Linked DNA regions of Homo sapiens: region 2 is linked to region 1. A link is a loop called in an ENCODE intact Hi-C map of the cell type or tissue named here. Cell type or tissue: endothelial cell of umbilical vein. All regions are shown on one strand.

Region 1 (8,000 bases):
TATAGCTAACATGTGAAAGTGCAAGACACTTCACATAACACAGGAAATTATCAGGCAAGCTGCCTTAAATGAATGCTGACTACCAGAGAACTATTTTGTCAGACTGATTGGTAATGACCATGAAGATTCTGATCAAGCTTGCTGAGCATCTTCTTAATACCCTAATATTAATGTTTTATTCTCCAATAAAAAAACTAAAATGGTCACTTTGGTTTCTACATCTGTCTAGTTCTTTCCTGCCTGGGATCTTCCTGGAGATGGGTTTGTTTTCTTCCTTAATCATATCTTGGGAACTCAGGAAAACCCACTTACTTCCTCGATGTCAGCCTAATGTCAAACTTTAAATAGCCAAAAACCTGGAATTGTGTTACAACAAAAGAAATCCAATTCCCACACACTTTTATTTTTCCTATACAGCATATGCTTACTGGTTGGATTGCTGAAACGCTGGTGGTGGACAGAGGTGCCTATGCACGGAGGGTGGGCCAGACCTCTGCATCCCTTTAGGGCCCCCAGGTAGGAGACCTCTGGCTGGGTGGCCGGTGGGGATATGTCTCATCTCTGCTCTACTAAAATAGAACCATATTCTGCAAAATACAGCTTAGCTCATAATCCTTTAATTCTTTCCACAGCTTTTTACTCAAGCCATCATTCTAATAAAATAATTGGTGATTCCGATTACCTAAACAGTAGACTAGCAGTGGCTAATTTTTTTTTTTTTTTACTTTTAAACTTGTCTCTAACTTAGAAAATTTTTTCTAAATGTATCGATTAGTGTAAAGAAAAAGTATGAGTAGTTAATAAATCTGACCTATTATACAAGAAATGCAATTTTGAAATACCAGATTTTCATTTTTTGTACTAAGTGTATCTCATTGTAGGCAATAAAAAATTGCATCACAGGCATCAAAAGTGGGAAAAAATTGTTCCTTTTATCAACCAAATAGAAACTTTCAATAACATACTTTGAGTGATAAAATGGTGATGTCTTACATTTACCATTATAGAGAGGTCTTGTGGTTAGAAATTTAAAAAGTGTTTAAAGATGATTAAGCATAGACAATTAAAAGAAACATTATATCTCTTGGTATTTTTCTCAAGACACTAAAATAATAAAATAAAAATATAATTAAGGAAAAGCATGACTTTGGGAAAAAAAAAATCACAAGTTAATTTTTATGGCTGGATTGAAACACTGTAAAATAGACAAAACCTCAGCCAGAGACAGACACCTGGGCATGCAGAAAAATTTTTTCAAAGCAAAAAATTTGTCTTATCCTATTAGTGAAATGACAACAGACTCTAGGTGTGTTTTATTAATGCACAGAGTCTAACAAGAGGTGCAGTAATGCTGGTTACTTTTCCTAATTCTAACATGGTCCTGGCTTTTTATAGTAGGCCAACTGGCATTAACATTTTTTATTTTTAAATAAAATGATCCGATTTCAAGTGGTTCTTTAAAATACCAATGAATGGCAGGATCTACATTTATTCACCGGGTTAAATGCTTACTTTTCGGTTGAAATAGAAAATGACAGTCTTGAACCAGAAACATCTTAGAAAATTGTAGTCCAAACTCTGAGAATAAAATAAACTCTATTTGGGTCTTGTTTTGTTATTCATTTCATGTGTTTTTAATTAAAGGGGCACAAAGCACTTGTGAAGAACAATGAAATGCAAGGTGGTATTTACATATGGTCATATGTATTTGGGAGCAGAAGTCATAGTGTGCCTGTGACTCCATGGAAAATAGCAACACAATAATAGAGAGTTTCTTAATGTAAACAATACAGACTGTAGGCTCATAGGGAAAACTTCCACTACTTTAACCTCACTGATTCTTTTGCATTGACAGTAAATACTGTACTGTATCTATGGATGCCATCTGCAGATTCTTAAAATACAAGATGAGGATTTCCTCACACACAACTTAGTGGGAACTTTCCATGTTCTGTTAAGCCTTTGGGTGTTTTTTTGATCTGTGTCCTTTTTTTTTTTTTAAATAGCAGCAATCCAACTTTAAAAAAATGCAGCACTAAAAAAATAACTAGTCCTTATTCCCATGCAGGACTAACTGCAGGCAGCACATTTGTATCTTGCTTAAGTTTTGACTTTGGATTCAAGTTTTTATTACAGGTGTCATGATTGCCAATACTGTCTTCTCTAGGTGAAGTATGGTTGCTTTGACTTTGGATCTAATCAAGATAGGGAAAGATCAAAAGATTTATTTCTGAAGCTTGCTACAGTTTTCTAGGGTCACATTACATCTGACTTTATTCCCAGTCCTCTTATCCTGTGAAGGCTGGTACACTAGGAAAGGGATATTTAAAAATGTCAAGTGTGCATAGCTAATGCTACTTAAAAGCATGCAACAAAATTTGGGTAAGCATGCTTGTTAAGAGTCAGTAGAAGCTCTTGCATTTAAGAAAAAGATGCATGAAAACATTCAGACTTATTTCTGGCAACTGGATTCACTGGCACAACATAAAATAATGGTACTATACTGTACCAACATAATGGTGAAACAAGAGTATTCTCCGATCAAGTCTTTGAGGAATCCACATCAGGAGGTTAAATTCCTAAATCCCTTAATAAGTTCTCAGCTACCGAATAACTACTTCAAAAATACATTTATGCTTCAATTTTCTCTTTTCTTCATTAACATAATGAAATATTTCTCTTTCTTTCTGATTTCCAACTCCCACCCCTTTTCAGTGCCCAGCAATTTTAATCTATATTTTTCTTTCACCCGCATTATAAAATTTGGCTTTCTGGTAACAGGGAGCCAGTGATTGTCTTCTGCTCATCTTCTTTGATTAAAGCTTCTGATGAAGAATATCCACGGTGTCTCTTACCATCGCTGTGCATTCTGGGCAGCAAGAGTCACTGCATCCTTCCTTTTGCTTGTTGGAGCCATCTGGGCCACACAGGTGAGGAGCACTTCCCAGCCAAGCTGAGTCACACACTTCCTTCACCACAAGTTAAACGGAAACACACACATTCAAATCCCAGTGCAATATCAGGTTTTCAGGAAGCAGGGCTTCCCCCAAAGATGATCAGTCTCTGTTTCCAAATAGTCTCACTCTTCGTTATGGACGATGAAACCTGGAGTAAGAAATAGAAACTATAAGCCTGTGGCCTAGGAGCACATTCTGCATGCAGTGAGCTGAATAAGGCGTGGTCATGTTTACAATGAAAAGGTACCCCAGATATCCCCCAACTGAATTACTGTTTACAAATTTCTGTCATAACAAAATACTGTTACAAATATTATTAAGGAAAGCATATATAAACGCTTTCCTTATATATATGTTTACATATAAGCATATAAGGAAACCTTATATAAAAGATGCTGGTTATAGTATTCAAGTTACACAGCAACCAAGACAGAAAACATCACTATTCTTGAGCATCGTGCTCTAACCTTTATCAAGCAGAGGGAGATGTTTCACAAAGGGATTTTGGTACACCTCGTCTGTATTATAAAAGCACAGTAACAAATAGACACTTTTTCATTAGCTTCAGCCTCTCATCATCTCCTGCTGACGACTCCAAATCTACTTTCTACACTTGAATTTCCAAAAGCCCACAGGGCGCTTCCCCCCAGATGTTCCACAGGTATATACTAAGCATGTCCACAACTATACAAAGCTTTCCTTGTTAACCTGCCTTTGCACTTTGTCTTATTTAATATTCTATCTTTAAAAATATTTTTGGTCTAGAAACCTCAGATTAGCAATTCATTTCTCTCCCTCATCCAGCATTTCCTATTAGTCACCAAGTCCTGCCTCAACTGCCTGTCTTGGAATCATTAAAGTTCCATCTTTTGCTGGCACTACTTTTACGGTATGCTTGTTAGCCAGCCAGCTGGCTTCCTTTCCCTCCTTGTGAGTTCCTGAACATTCCTTGCATTTTTGTAGCCCGGTGCTTTTGAACATGCTGTTCACTAATACTGCAATTCCTTCCCTTCATTTCCTATCTATGTTTTCATTTTCAAGATCAAGGTCAAAAGTTATCTTCTCCATAAAGCCTTAAGTGATCAAGCTCTTCAGCCTACTTCTGCAATTCCACATTTATGCAACTCTGCCTAGCATTTCACTCTGTCTTCTACAGTCGAATGCTCATCTGCTCTGGTCAGCCAGTCTCCTAATTGGTTTCCCTGTCCCAGGCTCTCTCCATCAAATCTATGCTCCTCACTGTTGCTCACACTATCCTTAAAAATACTGGTTCCATCATTTCAGTTCTTGGGGTTTTTAAAATCTTTTTTTATTTTTAATTAGATATGGGGGTCTCGCTATGTTACCTAGGCTGGTCTTGAACTCCTGGTCTCAAGCGATTTGCCCACCTTTGCCTTCCACAGTGCTGTGATTACAGGTACGAGCCACTGCGCCCAACCCAGTTCTTTCTCAAAAGGATCGTATTGTTCCCCATTACCTACAAAATAAAATTTAAGCTGGGCATGGTAGCATACACCTGTAATCCCAGCTGCTTGGGAGGTTGAGGTGGGAGGACAGCCTTGAGTCCAGGAGTTCAAGACAAGTCTGGGCACATAGTAAGACCCTGTCCCTTAACAAAATTAAAATAAGAAAGCCAACAAAATAAAATTTAAAGTTCCTGGAGTAGCAAGTAAGGCTTTTCAGAAAGTGGCCCAACTCATGGTTCTAGCTATATCTCTATCACTGCTTCCAAATACTCTCCATTTCAATCACTTGCCCCAAAAAGGCTTTTGCGCTAATGCCCTTTCCTCTACCTACTTTTTGCAGGGTGGGTTGGGGGGAGCTCCAGAGGGGGACAGGGTTTCACTCCTATTGCCCAGGCTGGAGTGCAGTGGTGCGATCTCAGCTCACTGCAGCTTCAACCTCCTGGGCTCAGGTGATTCTCCCACCTCAGCATCCAAGTAGCTGAAACTACAAGCATGCACCACCATGCCCAGCTAATATTTGTATTTTTAGTAGAAATGGGGTTTTGCTATGTTGCTCAGGCTGTTCTCAAACTCCTGCACTCAAGCAATCTGTCCTCGGCCTCCCAGCGTGCTGCGATTACAGGTTTGATCCACCACACCTGGCCTACTCTTTCTTCTACCTTTATCTCTCTTACCATCTGCGCTTTATGCAGTCTCACTCTGTGAGTTCTCCAAACTCTTTTCTCCACTGCTCAGGGAAGCACTAATTGCTCTCTTTCCTGTGTTCCCATAACCTTTGGCTTATGCCAGTTATTGCTTACATTATATAATCTTTGGATACATGTGCCTTTGCTATTGGATCATGAGAAGCTGAGGAAGGAAACTTTCTTATCCATTTTTACATACTCATTGAATACAATCTCCGGCACGTGATAGTACTTACTAAACGTCACTGTGTTGAATACAAGCATTACAAAATGAAAAACTAAAAAATAAGAGCAGGTGAAATGAGATGGGCCACGAATTGATAACTGAGGAGCTGCTAGTTGGATACGAGGGACTTATATTACTTCTGTGTTTGACAAAAGTCAAAAGAAAAATAAGATATACCAAGCTTTACAAAACTGGTAGGCAATTTATTACTAAAGCAGGAATGTGTCCACTTTGAGTTCTGTTCTTAGTCTATCCCTGACTGTAACCTTGGGCAGATGTGAGGACCGCCATGCCTGCATTTGATACACAGAGGCAACATCACTCTTTCACTTTTTCGAGGGCCAGGTCAAGGGCCCTGCTGCCTCGTGCAGCCTCAGGACATTGTTCCCTGCATCCCAGCCACTTTGGCTCCAGCCTTGGCGCAAAGGGCCCCAGATACAGCTCAGGCTTCTGCTTCAGAGGGTGCAAGCTGAAAGCCTTGACAGCTTCTACATGATGTTAAGCCTGCAGATGCACAGAATGCAAAAGTGATGGAAGCTTCAGACACTCCACCTAGATTTCAGGGGATACATGGAAAAGCCTGGGTGTCCAGGCAGAAGCCTACTGGAAGGGCACAGCCCCCACAGAGAACCTCTACTAGGGCAGTGTGGAAGGGAAATGAGGAGTTGGGGATTCCACAAAGGGTCTCTGCTGGGGCATTGCCTAGTGGAACTGTGAAAAGGAAGTCACTGTCCTCCAGACCCCAGAATGGTAGATCCACTGGCAGCTTGCACCCTGTGCCTGGAAAAGCCACAGACATTCAACGCCAGCCTGTGAGATCAGCCTGGGGGCTGCACCTTGCAAATCCACAGGGGTAGAGCTGCCCACTTACACCAGAGTACCCAGGACATGGGACATGGAGTCAGAGGAGATTATTTTGGAGCTTTATGATTTAACAACTGCCTTGTTGGGTTTTGAACTTGCATGGGGCCTGTAGCCACCTTCTTTTGTCTGATTTCTCCCTTTGGGAACGGGAATGTTTACCCAGTATAGATCTCCACCATATCTTGGAAATAACTTACTTGTTTTTTATTTTACAGGATCATAGGTGGAAAGGATTTGCCTTTTTTCAGATGAGATTTTGAACTTTTGAGTTAATGCTGGAATGAATTAAGACTTTGGGGGACTTTTGGGAAAGCATTTTGAAATGTGAGAAGGACATGAGATTTGGGAGCAGCCAGGGTCAAAATGATACAGTTTGGATATTTGTCCCTGCCAAATCTCATGTTGGAATATAATCCCCAATGCTGGAGGTGGGGCTGGGAGGTGTTTGGGTCCTGGGGGTGGATCCCTATGGCTTGGTACTGTCTTTGTGATGGTGAGTGACTTCTCACGAGGTCTGGTTTAAAAGTGTGGGGCACTTCTCCTCCACTCTTTCTCCCATTCTTGCCATGTGATGTGCCTGCTCCCCCTTCGCTTTCTGCCGTGATTGGAGGCTTTCTGAGGCCTCCCCAGAAGCAGATGCTGCTATGCTTCCTGTACAGCCTGCAGAACTGTGAGCCAATTAAACCTGTTTTCTTATAAATTACCTAGTCTCAGGTATTTCTTTATAGCAGTCAAGAATGGCCTAATACAGTCTGTGAGGGTGTTTTCAGGGACTGGCTTGTGAGTCTGAGTGGACTAGGTAGGGAAGATCTTCCCTCAGTGTCGGTGGCCACAGCCAATCTGCCAGAGAGCCAGAGAGGACAAAAACAGAGAAAAGGAGACTATGTCAATCTATCTACTGGAGCTGGGATACATGCTCTTCCTCTCTTGTCCTTGAACAACAACTCCAGGCTCCCCACCCTTTGTACTCCAGAACTTACACCAGTACTCCCCACTGCCTCGAGCTCTCAGGCCTCCAGCCTTGGACTGAGCCAGGCTACCAGCATCTCAGGGTCTCCAGGTTGCCGACAGCCTGTTCTGGGACTTCTCAGCATCCATTATCATGTGAGCCAATTGCCCTAATAAATCCCCTCTCATATATCTATATACATATATCTTATTGGTTTTGTTTCTCTGGAGAACTCAGACAGATACAGACCCCTTTCTTGGCCATCGGATCTATACCCACCCCTGTCCTATTACCTTTTCTTCACAGTCCTTAGCACTATCTGAAATGCTCATGTGTATTTATTGTTGACTTGGTAATAGTTTGCTTCTCTACTGGAACATAACCACCTGAGGACCTTATGAGACAGGTCCTAAACTCTCAGGGTCCAGAACACAATCTGGCTCACTAGGGATGTGCTCAATAACTATTTGTTGAATGCATAAGTCACTGAACACATATACACAGGGGTATCTAGGAAGTTATTTGTTAGCTCTATAAATAATTCTATATGACTGAGGAGTCCAATCAGAAGCCCCTAAACTTAATTACAAGTAAATGTATACTAATATACAATAACCCACCTGACAGGACATTCCAAAATGTTTTCTAGGAAGAGTCAACCACAACCTGAAGCAAAATATGGAAGTTCTATAAAAATATTTCAAAGAGTAACTGAAAACCTCTTAAATCAAATATTTTATATACAATGTGAAAGGCAAATTGATATGGTTTGGCTGTGTTCCCTCCGAAACCTCACCTTGAATTGTAATCTCATAATCCCCACATGTTGTGGGAGGGACCTGGTGGGAGGTA
Region 2 (8,000 bases), 140 kb after region 1:
CTTTTCCTAAACAGTAATTGGCATTCTGCTGATAACTTCCTTGCCTTCGAATGTAACTATATATTTACTTCAAACCTAGTTGTTGTGGGAAATGCATCATTTTGCTGCTTATAATATTAACAAAATGTACATAAAAGCAAACAGGTTTCTGGCAATAATATTCCATCAGAATCTCAACATTCTACTTGACAATAGGAATATTTGCTCATGAACAGTAAATATGAATGACCCAATTCATCCCGGCATTTGTGTACAGAACATCTGAGTCTCTGAACTGGATATTTTGTAACTTTTGCCTCAAGTAAAGAGAAAGACACACATAAAGATTCAAATGAGAATTTTTTTTTTTTAATTTAAATACAGAAGGTCCCTGACTTACCATGGTTTGACTTACTATTTTTGTTTACTTTATGATGGGCTTATCAAGATGTAATCCCATCATAAGTTGAGGACCATCTGTACAGTACCACTAACCTATAATTTGTTTTCCAGAAGATGTTTCTCACCTTAGGAATCCTCTGGAATGTTTGTTGAGAACACAGACTCTGAGACCCCTCTCCAAAAGACTTTGATTTTGCTGACCTATAATATGGGACCCAGCAATCAGTATTTTGCACACTAGGTGAGTTTCACAATTGGGCACTTTTGTGAAATATCAATGGTAGTTTGTAATACCCCCAGGATCCTATCAGAACGAGCATCCCATAAAGATGACGCATCCCTAAAATAAAAACACAGAAAAATACAGGAATACCACAATTATTCAATGTAGATCTTAAATGTGAGTCTTCTTAAAAAATGCCAGCACATTATTATCACAGTAAACACATTTTTAAATTAGTCTATGTACCACAAAACTTTTAAACGTCCATAAAATATTTTTTAGACCATTGCAACAAGCCAGGTCAAAGTTGAGATCTTGTGTGACCATCACCCAAGAAAGTCTTTTGAAATCAGTTAAAAGCTATCTGCTAAAGAGAAAAACTAAGTCTTCCAGATAAAAGGAAAACGTTCATCCTGATTAATTGGGAGGGATGGCAGTGTTTGTGCATACTGCAGCAAGTCTGCTTTGCTACCTTATGTCCCAGCCAAGCTCTCGACCAAGCATGAAGCCAGAATAAAGCCACGTTCTAATACAAAGACTCAAAAACCATACACCCCGTGAGCTTTTCTCAAGAAGCACCCTGTGTGCTCTGCCAAAATAAGGAAATAGACCCAGAAAAAAAAAGGGGGCATGGGATCCAGCAATCTGAAGATTCAATGCAAGAGGAAAGTGGAAGGAATCCCCCTGGTGTGATGAAGAGAGATCCCAAGACAACAGCTGGACAGTGGGCTCAGAGAAAATCCAGTCCACATGGGAAGAGGACAAAGGCTATGTATGAAGCTCTTAAAGATGAACCTGTAAGAATAACTCGAGTATTTGAACATATTGAGAAGCGATTCGTTAAATACATAACAAGAGAAAGTGTGGGGATGGTATGTAGGACACTTAGCAAGCTAACAAAAACACCAGTAGGAAAAACAAAAGGTATGCAGGAGAGAAAAAGAAATCGTGGTTTACCACAAGCCTTAGCTATCGTTGGCATTTCTGCTATTACATGGATGACTGATAAAATCAAAAACACAATATAAGAATGTTGGGGCTGGGCACAGTGGCTCACACGGGTAATCCCAGCATTTTGGGAGCTGAGGTGGGTGTATCACCTGAGTTCAGAAGTTCAAGACCAGATTGCCAAGACCAGCCTGGCGAAACCCTGTCGCTACTAAAAATACAAAAATTAGCCGGGCGTGGTGGCAGGTGCCTGTAATCCCAGCTAATCGGGAGGCTGAGGCAGGAGAATCACTTGAACCCAGGAGCCGGAGGTTGCAGTGAGCTGAAATCAGGCCACTGCACTCCAGCCTGGGCAACAGAGCGACACTCCATCTCAAAAAAAAAAAAAAGACTTGAGAAGATGAGAAAATGGGAAAATGGGAAATAATAGGAAATGTATGATTCTGAAATGGGGAGAGGCAGGGGTTGGGGTAGGGTAAAAAAGAGAACTACGTGTTCGGTTTCCATACTGTGAGCTCAGTAGATAATGTGTCATGCTGAAAAATCAATCAATAGGTAGCAAAGAGCATGCTATTTAGAGACTGGAGAATTAAAGAATCAGTTTAAACAACTCCACATTTCTTAGATGCCCCTGAACTTTCTACTCAGTTCCCACTACTCTACTAATGTATGACCTGGCCAAACAGAGCTATTCATTTATTTGACAAATAGTTTTGGTGTCAGGCATATACCTAGGAATAAGAAGAGACATTGGTGAACAAGACAGATAACGTCTTTTAGATCATGGAGCTTATGTTCTAGAAAAGAGAGACAATGAATAAAACAAACAAACAAGATCATCTGAGTGCTAAGTGCAGTGAAGGCACAGAGAGCTGTGGGTGGGACCTGGGTGGGTTATTCTGGAGAGGGGTAGGCAGGGAAGGTCTCTATGAAGCACAAGGATCCAGCCGAAACAAGGAGTCAGCTTGGCGAAGAGCGAAGGGAAGAGTGTCTCAAACAGGGTGCAGCAACGGCCAAGGTCCATGGGTGGGACTGATCCAGGCTTGTTTGAGGACTGAAAAAGGCAGTGAGGGGACCAGAGCAAAGTGATGGAAGATGAGGTCAGAGAGGTGGGCAGGGATCATATAGGCTCATGTAGAGCCTCGAGGGCCATACTATGCAATCTGGATTTCATTCCAAGTGCAGTGGGAGGACAGGAAGGTTTTGAGTGAGTGAGTGACATGATTTATGCTTTAAGAAATTACTTTAGCTGTTCTGTGGAAAATGAATTGCAGAAGGGTGGGAACAGAAGCAGGAGAGCAGCTGGAATCTACTGCAGTTGTCCATGTAATGGATGGCCCCAGAGCTTGGACGGTGGCAGTAGGGACAGACGGAAGAGCATGGACTTGAGATATATTTGGGAAGAGAAAAGGACAAGACCTGCTGATGGATCCATATGGAGGGGGAAAGGAAAACTTAAGAATAACTCCTAGATCTTGGGCTAGAATAAGTGAGTGGTTGGGGTATCATTTGGTGAAATGTAGAAAGTCAAGGGAAGAACTGGCTTGGAGGACAAAATCAAACCTTCTGTATAGACTTATGTTACCTCTGGGATGCCCACAAGTTTTCAAGCAGACCTGTCAAATAGGGAGTTGCACATTTGAGCCTGCAGTGCAGAGAAAGGTCAGAGTTGCAGACACAAACTGGGTAACTCTGGGAGTTGAGAGTTGGGTGAGACCCTACTCCCATTTCTCTACCCACCCCTCACCCCAGATCAGGCATCCACTTCACCTTGCTGGATTATTCCAGCCTACTTCTTGGTCCCACTTTCAGTCTCTCCCCATGAAATCTATACTGCATGCGGCAGGCCAACTCATCTCCGGAGGCAAAGCAATAATCATTTCTCTGGTTTGATTTAAAAAAAAAAAAGCGTCAGTGGTTCCCATTGCCTGTGGCTTTCAGTATTGCCTTCCACCCCTTTCCTTTTCAGAGCCTGAATTCTTGTCCCCATTATGTGTTTTGCCTCCTGATCTAGTCCTACAATTCTCTACATATCCCTTCCCTTCCACTCTCATTTCTGCACATTTTCACTAAGCATCTTCTAGACTGGACGCTTTGTGGGCAGGGTCTGTGTAGGATTTATCTTTGAAACTTCCCACCTTGCTTAGCATAACACCTTACACATAATAACTTTAATTTAGGAACTGTTTGCTGCATGAAGGTGCCACTCTTCTCCTTCTTAATATCCCCTCATAAAACAGGCTGATTTGTAGGACTATACCTGCCAAGCACATACCAGCACAGCTTTCCAGGATATTCTTAAGCAAAATAGCACTTCAGTCCTTCCTTGGCAGCCAAATTTCCTTAGTGTTAAGGGCTGCAGTGTTTTACTTGCCAGAAGGTTGATGTGAATAAAAACATCCAGCCCCTTGAAATGAAAATAAATGGAGGGATGGTTTATAAATATAAATGATAATGGTTAGACCGACCTTTTAGCAAGTAATGTGATTTGCCCATTCCTTTCCGCATTTCTGTAGTTTTGGTTTTTGTTCCCCTGCTTTTGTGGGGAGGAAACAAGAAGTGTTTATTTTCTTAAGACTATTTCTATCCTTAATATCACTTTTGCATCAGTTGAGTCTTCACTAAATATTAATATTTTCTCCCAAGAATAGAGACTAGCAGTTAACCTGCTACAGTAAAGTCCCCAAAGAAAAGATGTTGGAATTTTCCCTCTATTCAAATTAAATAGGCTTAATTGTAAGACCAATTCTTACAATTCTTGTTTCCTTCCCCACTGCATTAAGAAGGCAAGAGGTGACGTGTGACTTGCTCATTAGTCATTATGTTTTCAGACTGCTAAAAATAAAATAAATTTATTATTTTCTATTTCAGACTGCTAAAAATAAAATTAAAATATTTGGGATATTAGTCACTGACCAAATCTGATGAGCTATGGACCAAAGAGAAGTAGGTGATGTTGAAATTTTGCTCACATTCTTTCTCTCAAAGTAAGAGACATTCACATTATTATCGAACAGACTAAAAAAACAATTAAACCTAAAAAGAAGGTGGCTATATTGGGACCAATGTTTTCATTTTCATCACTGACAAAGGAAAAAAAAGTAGCTGAAAACCAGCCACTGAGCTTAAAGCTCAGAATCCACGCAGCTGGAGAAAAGCTAGTACAGTTGCAGGTGAGCTCATGACTTTAATTACGGTCAAGGTCCAGGTGGACAGTGGATATGGAAACCTTGGGTTCGATCATGTCCAAAGCAGGGGAAAGCCATGACTGTCACACTAACTCTTCAAGAATGAAGTTCCTGGGTGGGCGCAGTGGCTCACACCTGTAATCCCAGCACTTTGGGAGGCCGAGGCAGGTGGATCACGAGGTCAGGAGTTCGAGACGAGCCTGGCCAACATGATGAAATCTCATCTCTATTAAAATACAAAAATTAGCTGGGCATGGTGGCTCACGCCTGTAATTCCAGCTACCTGGGAGGCTGAGGCAGGAGAATCACTTGAAACCAGAAGGTGGAGGTTGCAGTGAGCCGAGATCATGCCACTGCACTCCAGCCTAGGTAAAAGAGCGAGACTCTGTCTCAAAAAAAAAAAAAAAAAAAAAAAAGAATGAAGTTCCTCTCCTCTATGTGTGTGTACATATAAATTTTTCTTTACATATTTTAAAAATGGAATCATATTACTTCATAACCTGCCTTTTCACATGTTGATGTTATTTATCATAAAAATTGCCTTTTAAAAATATTTTTACATCATTTTTAAATGGCTTATTCTACCACATGTCTATCTCAATCAATTCAACAAGTCTCTTGATGCTTGACTATTAAGTTAATTCCAATTTTTGGCTTTTGTAAAAATTGTTTTTATGAGCAATTAATTATTTCTTTTACAATATACTTCTATGAGCAGAACTACTGGGTCTAAGTGTAGTCTAAGTGCACTTTTTTTTTTTTTTTTGAGACAGAATCTCACTCTGTCGTCCAGGCTGGAGTACAATGGTGCAATCTTGGCTCACTACAACCTTCGCCTCCCGAGTTCAAGCAATTCTCCTGTCTCAGCCTCTCAAGTAGCTGAGATTACGGGCGCCCGCCACCACACCTGGCTAATTTCTATATTTTTAATAGAGACGGGGTTTCACCATTTTGTTCAGACTAGTCTCAAACTCCTGACCCCAGGTGATCCACCTGCCTTGGCTTCCCAAAGTGCTGGGATTACAGGTGTGAGCCACCACGCCCGGCCTAAGTGCACATTTTATGACTTAATATATATTGCCAAACTGCTTTTCTGATAAGTTGTACCAATTTAAATTACCACAAAACAATTGTCTTTTGGGAATTACTCATTTTAATCTTTGCTAAACTCATAGGTGATCAGTTGCATCCCTTTTTTTTTTTTTTTTTCATTTAATTGCTTAAACCTTATTTCATTTACCAAGTGATCACTTATGTTCTTCTTTGGTCAGGTAACATAGGCAAGTTTCTTAGCTCTCGTACTTTGGTTTTCCTCATTTATAAAATGGGGATATTAATATTAGTTACCCCGGATGAACGTCATAAGTTTTAAAAAGTTAATTCAAGTAAAGCACTTAGAGTAGTTCCTGGCCCATAGTGAGTTCACAATTGTAACCATTAGGTATTTTGGAAAATGCCTGTTCATGTTGTTTACTTGTTTTCCTATGTGGTTGCTTATCTTTTTGTTACTGACTTTTAAGAGGTCTTACTACATTAATGATATTAACTATTATTTTCCATATATAATTAAATATTTCTTTCAACTTTATGATTTTCCTTTTCAACTTTCTGATGTTAATTTTTTTTGGCCATGTAAAAGTTTAAAAATTTTATACTATTAAATCTATTCATCTTAAGCTAGAATAAATTACAGAGATCAAATATTCAAAACATGAGAAAAATAGCAGAGGAAAGCATTTTTGAAATAGCCCTAGTCTGTAAGAAAGAAAACGACTAATCAACTTGACTTAAAAATTTAAAGGTTTCTATAAAAAAGTACTATAAACAAACTTAAGGTACAAGAAAAAAATTTTTAATGTTAAAATATATGATAGACATTAGGTTAATCTCCTGAATATACAAATTTGTAAGAAACCATAAAAATAAGGAAAGTCTATAAATAGGCAATTCAAAGAAAAAGAAATATAAATGTCCTACATCACTCATAATCAAAATAAGATGCCATTTTTTACATATAGATTTACAAAGAGTCTAAAAAATTATTTATGCACAGCATTGTGGTCATGTACAGTTGTGTAGAGTGTTGACTGCAGAAGGACACATAGGTAAGAGAATGAGTGGGAATTAAATACATGCTAAAGTTCCACTTGTTAAGTCTGTGCTGTGGAGCTAGCTGCCTCACCCAGAGGAAGTGACTTCTAATTCTCACGAGGCTATGGGCTAAGAGTGACCCTGATATTCAGTGGTGGTGACAGAGTACAGAAACAGAAATTCTCATATAATAAGCAGATAACACTGAGAAAGCCTCTTTGAGAATAATGTAGCAAAGTCTATCAAAATAAAACACACAAATCTTTTGACCTAGCAACTCTACTGCTAATATGTCATTAGGACATGTAGTTTATAGTTGTCCATGTAATGGATGGCCTCAGAGCTTGGATAGTGGCAGTAGGGACAGACAGAAGAGCATGGACTTGAGATATATTTGGGAAGAAAAAAGAACAAGACCTGCTGATGGATCCATGTGGAGGGGGAAAGGAAAACCTAAGAATAACTCCTAGATCTTGGGCTAGAATAAGTGAGTGGTTGGGGTATCATTTGGTGAAATGTAGAAAGTCAAGGGAAGAACTGGCTTGGAGGACAAAATCAAACCTTCCATTAGATCCATGTTACCTCTGGGATGCCCAGCAAGTTTTCAAGCAGACCTGTCAAATAGGGAGTTGCATATTTGAGCCTGGAGTGCAGAGAGAGGTCATAGATATGGATGTTCATTTCAGTATTGTTCATAAGAGCATATACATATGCAAAGAACCCAGGAACAATATTAAAATACAACAGGATTCTTTTAAAGGAAGTTTTCATATATCCACATACTATAATAGTGTTCATTTATAGAATTAAAGAGAACAAGTTGGAAGTATTTTCAAGTTATATTACACGAAAAATTCAAAGTATAGAGCAGTAAGTATAGTATGTCTTGTTTGACTGCTGATAAAGATATATCTATGAATGAAAACTGTGTGGAATGAAAAAAACTGTTCATGCTGGGTTATAGATGAAAAGTGGGACTGGAGGATTCTGGGAGGGAGTAAATTCATTTTTATCCCAAACCATCTTGTAATGTTTGACTTCCTACCATGTATATATTATGGAATAAAGAAAACAAACTCCATCAGCTTTTGCCTTTAGGACCTCTTCCTGTGCCTGGTTTACAAGGAAATGGATAAATATTCTGGACAAGACAAATACAGGGCCCTGAA

Evidence for each region. Hi-C counts contacts between places; a loop is a spot of excess contacts. Peaks named below come from ENCODE experiments on the same cell type or tissue, not always from the same donor. Only the 100,000 strongest peaks of a DNase experiment are listed, where the experiment ranks them.
Region 2: a loop joins it to region 1, with 4 times the contacts of the local background. A loop is called at or near these places in 2 of 110 quality-filtered maps.

Annotation. Positions count from the first base shown.
Region 1 is chr6:143,818,779-143,826,778 of GRCh38, reverse strand. PHACTR2 (phosphatase and actin regulator 2) reads right to left here. Exons shown (of 13, transcript NM_001100164.2): 13 at 1-3,105. The coding sequence ends at 3,090. Among named protein-coding and RNA genes, the nearest start is that of LTV1, 21 kb to the left of the region's middle. In endothelial cell of umbilical vein, no CTCF peak of the experiment used is centred here; DNase peaks (open chromatin) are centred at 1,778, 2,978, 3,988 and 5,218; H3K27ac peaks cover 4,229 bases.
Region 2 is chr6:143,683,638-143,691,637 of GRCh38, reverse strand. All of the region lies in intron 1 of PHACTR2 (phosphatase and actin regulator 2), which reads right to left. Among named protein-coding and RNA genes, the nearest start is that of PHACTR2, 9.7 kb to the right of the region's middle. In endothelial cell of umbilical vein, no CTCF peak of the experiment used is centred here; a DNase peak (open chromatin) is centred at 4,387; H3K27ac peaks cover 1,217 bases.